2 separate regions of the Mus musculus genome follow, and region 2 is linked to region 1. The links are chromatin contacts, found by Hi-C or POLR2A ChIA-PET in ENCODE. All regions are on one chromosome and are shown on one strand. Each heading gives the region's core, a stretch centred on a gene start or an enhancer-like site at or near the end of the contact. The rest is flanking DNA. Distances are from core to core; before and after follow the strand shown.

Region 1 (2,751 bases), core at 89-2,588:
CTTTTTAAAGAGTTCTTTCAAAATATTTTTTTCTACTACTTGAATAGTCTTTTTCTATTTCTGACTTCCTGTCCTTTCTTTTCTCTGCCATACTGCACATTTGCTTACTCTCTGGAAACAGAGTCTGAGTAGCAATGAATGCTCCTCTAAAACAAAATTGAATGACGGTATAAAGACCGCACGACCTTACTCTATCTCTGCACAAATTCTAAAATTTCCGTGTCCCTCTCCCCTTTAAAATCTTCGGGGCTGCAAAGGGGTCAGATACTTTAGTATTTTAAATAAGCAAGTGAAATATTACATGTGTTTTATGGAAGGAAAGGACGGCGCTGTGGTTGAAGTTCAAGGGTTTTTCGCTAGTCTCACACTATAGAGATTGTGCTGCACTCAAAGCAAAATGCTGTCTACAAAGAATCTTTAATGAGTGTGTCAGGTCTCCACAACCTTGGCACCTGCTAAAAACCAGGACTGCTGTGAGCCGAAAACCCATCAAGTTCACAAATGCCGACCCTACTGCGCACTGGAAGGCTCCACTCGCAAGGAGGAAGGAAAGGATGGGAGGTTTCCGTCGCATTCCCGTCCAGGTGAAGGCTGGATCCTTCACCCCGGTGTCCGCAGTAAACACGGAACTCCCAGCAGAGCGCCAGAAGCTCTGCTATCTCCCCAGATGCGCAAAACTCAAGTTGTCTCCGCGACTCAGAAACGACCCTCGCTCCGGGCTGCAGTCCGCGGCGCCCGCGGGCTCCGGGGGGCTTTTCTGCCCAGACCCTGCAATGACATCGCTCGGTCCGGCGGCCTGGGCGCCCCCTCCCGCCTGCCCTGCGCGCCCTCGACGCGCGCACGCGAACGCTGGGACCCGATCCCGCCGGTGCCGAGGGGTGCGGGGCGCTCGGGACCTGCGGCCCCGCTCCGGGCAGGCAGATCGGCGGCGCGGAGCTGGAGCGCAGGGGGGCGCCCGCGTGGAGCAGGGCAGGCCGAGTCCGCGATCGGTTCCGCCGCTGTCCCCACCACCCGCCGGGGGAAGGCAAGGACCGCGACCTCCGCGTCCGGTCGGCCAAGCTCGGGCCACACCCAGTGCCCCGGGAGGCGGCCTTCGGGCGCTCGGCTGGTCGATCGCCCCCACCCTGGCCACGCAGGCCCTGGTGAGCCGCCCGACCCGGGGACCCGGGCTTACCTCGTTGCGAGCGCGGCTGCTCTGTCCCGGGCCGGGGCGCGGCGCTGGCGGCCCCTGCAGCGCGGAGAGCGAGCTGAGGGAAAGCGGCGGTAGGGCCGCTGGGCCGCTGGGCAGGCTGGATTCCTTCACTGCCTCAACTCCGCGCCGCCAGCCCCACGCAGGGACACTCCCGCCCGCGCAGCCGCCCCCTCCCGGCGGCCGCCCGCCCCTCCGTGTCACTCACCAGGAGCACACACCCCGCCGGCGCCCCTCGCTCGGGCTTGCACACACGCCGCCGATCACGCCTCCCTGGGTTTTGTATCCGCTCACACGCACGTTCTGACACGGATCCTGTCCCTCCACACGCCCTCCCTAGCTCCTTTCCCACCCTACTTTCTAGAAGAATCCCCCATACAGCTTCAGCACTTCATTGGCTTGCCCCGCACCAACCTTCTCCCCTTCCCCTCCAAACCTCCACCTACCCTAAACTGCCCACTACTGTCCAAACACTGGGTACTACCCGCGTGAGGAGCAAGAGAATCGCTCTTCCCTACCCAGGAAAACGAACTTTGCTGCCCCAGCACCGTCTGCAAAGGCGAGATGCTTCTCCGGACAGAAGGTAGTAATGCTTTCTGGGAGTGAGCCAAGCTCAAATGTAAACAAAGATAGCTTATTCGGAAAAGCCGCGGAAAATCAGGCCCTGGGATGAGCTCTGGGGGCTCAGCCCGACCTTTGAAATCAGACTGAGCTGAAGTGTTTTGGCTCCTCGTCTTCACTCCGGGTCTCACGCGGGCATCTAATCGTGCGTGATCACCCACTGAGCTGCCCTGAGCTACCCAGTGGCAGCGGCTGGTGATGTTTCTGCCTGGGAGTGCAGTAGTTGGGAGAGGAAAGGCAAGCATTATTCATGATGGACGCACTTTAGATCGCACACCTCTTCCAGAGGCAGCAGAGGGAAATGCAGGCTGCTCTCAGGTTTATTTTTGAAGGGTAACTTCCTAGCCGCCCTTTCTCTGAGCAGTAACTGTTCCTTGGGTGAGTGGGGTGGGGGGCTTCCTGGCTCTCAGCCCTCTACAAATATCAAATCAGTCGGTTTCGCCTCTCAAGCTCAGAACAGCGGAATTGTATTCCATTTAAGGGAGTCGTTATTTGAAACGAATTACACTTTCAGGTAACATTCGGATCTACAATACATCATAGCCCAGTTGACAAAGGTCACTCTGATTAAAAGAAGAGATGAAAGGAAATAACTCATTTTCTTACCTGACTGGGAGTTTTCTCCCACCCCATAGGCTGGATTGGTGAATGAGTGTGCTTTATTTAGTATCTGATCCAACCCTTCAGATAAACTCAGTGGGTAGGTATGTTTTTTTTTCGCTTATTTGCAAATAAAGAAAGGAGACAAAAAGTTAAATAGCTTGTCTAAGTTTTCAACTAGTAACTAGAGGAAGAATTTGAACCCAGTCTGGCCCAACCTTTGTGCAGACGGAAAAGCCAGCTTCTGTACAAGTCAAGGACAAATGCCACCCTATTGCTTATTGAATTTGAAAGAATTAATTAGTAACTTGGAATGATTCAACTTGGAGTGTGGTGCACAT
Region 2 (2,751 bases), core at 167-2,666, 50 kb before region 1:
AATGGGCGGGGATTACAGAGACAGAAGGAAAGGGGGAGGACATTCCAGGGGAGACTCATTCCGAAACACCTTGTTCAAGAGCAGACCTATGGACAGAGATGGGATAGAGCCTGGCTTCCATCACTGCCATGGCCACCAACGTGCTGGAGAACAGCAGGCAACAAAGTCAGTGACTGGAAGAGAGCGGAATTTGGTTTCATCCTGTAGAGCGAAACTGAAACAGAGAAATCTCAGGTTGGTTTTGCTCTAGGACAATAGGGATTCACTGGACATTTAAAGTTAAAAGCAAAATCAGGTCAATATTTTATAAAGATCAGATGGAAATCAATACGCATTGTGGAGAGAAAGGTTTGGTTTGATTAGCGTGGCTCAGAAGCCTACTAGATAAAGCATCAAGTGAAGAAGAAAGTGTGGACGTGGGAATCCACTAGCGGACCCAACAAGGGTTTGCTAGCCAGCCAAGGATGAAGGCAGAGGCTGTCTCAGATGCCAGATGATCCTACCCTTGGCTAAAACCCCAACCAAAGTGAGTTCTGGAAGTGTTTATCCTGGTTTTCTATGACAAGTAATCTCAGTATGAGCTGATGTTTCTTTGTCCCTATTTAAAAGCTTCGAGTTTGCCCTGCCTTCCACAGATCAAGCCTTTAATACAGGAGATGGGGCGCATTCTCAAGGTTTGCTGTTCTGCCTAGAAAGCGGGGGTGGGAGGGCCATTCCCTTTGTGTGCGTGCTATGACTGACTGTGTGCTGGGTTTCTGAGTGTAAGCAAATATTCTAATCACCCACCAGATAAAGACCAGGAGGAAATTTGTGAGTCAGTTCAGTCAGATTTGTTCCTGTATGTGACCTTCATAGTACTTTCTGGCTTGAGGTTTATCTGTGGGGTAACCTGACTGGGTAATGCTGAGCTGGACTGAGAACATTAGGTCATAAGTGTGCTGCAGCTAAGGAGACCCAGGCCTTCCCATTGAGAGCCCGATTGTGCAGTCACACAATGGGCCTGTGCCTGTACACGTTAGTTTTCAGATGCTGTGTGCTAGATTCTTCAGCGACTTACTCTGCAAATGGTCTCCATCTGACCAAAGCTTACTTTCCAAATAGAGTTCTGCAGAAAATACACCTGCCGTCTGGCCTGCTGGCTATCGCCACCGCTTCACTTGGAGGCAGATCTGATTTAATCCAGACCACACTGCTCACTCGCTTAGTGGGCTTTGTGAGGCTCTCAGGACACCAGTGTCACCGGAGTGCTTGGCAACTGACAGCAACACTGCTCCACGTGAGGGCAGGGTTGTTTCTGTGTCAGCGGTTAAGCAACTGCGTTTTGGTGCCTTCAGCTACAAACGGATTGACCTTGTTTGTCATCCTTCAGGATGACATCTCCAAAATACCAGGAGACGTCCACCCATGCTCTAAAGTAACCGCGGAGACTTCAAGCCCCAGAGACGTTTCACAGAGAGTATTCAGATGGTCTACTTATATGAAAACTGATCTAAACCTAGTTGCTATATTCAGTCGATGTGAAATGAGAATAGCTTTTCTTGTTCTTGCCACATAAAATACCACTGTGTTTTGACGCCTAACTAGGGAGAGCTGAATCGTGGAGAGGGGAATTTGATCCTGGGTTGTCTTTTCAAATCTTGTTTCAACTAAGGAAAATGGGCATTTGACAAGAATAACAAAAAGCACATGATGTGAATAATTGCTTTCTTTTCACTATGTATCCCCCCCACCCCCCCGTAAAGGCAGAAATCATTGGTCTTTGTAACTCCTGCTTGTCTCCAAAGACAGGGAGAGGCAGAGCTTCGGGCCTGACCCTCCAAACTCCTGCCAGTGCCCATGTGTCAGGACAGCTTTTCATGATGGTGGGTGTGGCCTTACTTCTCAACAGTTCTCTTAGCCAGCCAGGCATGTGACAGACTGCAGCAGAACCCACATCTCGGTCCTATTGCTAGTGTGAAGAAGGGCCATTTGGGCTGCAGTGGTCTCTCCCGAGAGGCGGATCAGACGGATAAGTACATGGCTGAGAGAAGCCCAACCCAAACTGAAGATGAAACTCATGAAGTTAGGCATCTGTGAAGGTGGGCACGATGCAACAGTTTTTTTTTTATCATAACAAAGTTCTTCTACATCCTAGACGATGACAATTTCACGATTATTAAGGCTCTGCAAGTTCTTTATCAAGAGGTCTTCAGATTTTTATCTCTATTAAGTCAGTTGATAACAAATTTATCATTCACTTGTATAATTCCATTTCCCTCACTTCATCTCATTCAGAGCATGGCATCATAGCCTCAGAGAATGGAAACCGTTTCTATACTTTGGGAGGGAAAAAAGGTAATGTTAGTGATCATTTATTTTTTTCCCTCTTTCTAAGCTAAAAACGTGTAATTCTTAACACCGTTTTTTTTTTGGCAACCATTTTTACTTCTGGGTTTATGGAAAGTGATGTGAGGATTTTCTGTCTCAGGCTATGGTGCTTCTTCATCCGCTTTGATGTTGCCATTGCTCTCTCGTCTTCAGGGCAGTGTGTGATGCCATCACTACTCCTTAAACAGACCTACGCAATGCGTGTGTGCAGTGGGCTTGGCTGCATGCTATCACTTTCAGAACTATGCTACCTAGACCCTCATCAGAAAGGCTGCCACGTGAAGATATTTAATGAGCTTCGCTTTCTGGTATGGAATTCTAATAAAACATCATAGATAAGAAATGCTCGCTTACCAAGAAAAAAAACTGGGTGAGTCATTCAAA

Evidence for each region. A loop is a pair of places that touch in the nucleus more often than their neighbours do. ChIA-PET counts read pairs that join two places held with the same protein, here RNA polymerase II (POLR2A).
Region 2: a loop to region 1 is called in a map of left cerebral cortex, with 2.1 times the contacts of the local background. The contact joins the enhancer-like site here to the promoter of Spats2l in region 1. A Hi-C loop is called at or near these places in 1 of 37 maps with a recorded cell type or tissue (left cerebral cortex). POLR2A ChIA-PET finds 5 or more read pairs at or near these places in 1 of 5 experiments (embryonic stem cell).

What each region holds. Positions count from the first base shown.
Region 1 is chr1:57,773,448-57,776,198 of GRCm38, reverse strand. It overlaps Spats2l (spermatogenesis associated, serine-rich 2-like), which reads right to left and starts at 1,338. Exons shown (of 14, transcript NM_144882.4): 1 at 1,175-1,338.
Region 2 is chr1:57,823,636-57,826,386 of GRCm38, reverse strand. The region is part of intron 2 of Spats2l (spermatogenesis associated, serine-rich 2-like); the gene reads right to left. Among named protein-coding and RNA genes, the nearest start is that of Spats2l, 50 kb to the right of the region's middle. Within about 2 kb of position 1,416, at least 1 of the 3 ENCODE cell types and tissues checked has a DNase peak (open chromatin) inside an H3K27ac peak, as active enhancers do; it is left cerebral cortex, where a contact is called at or near this core.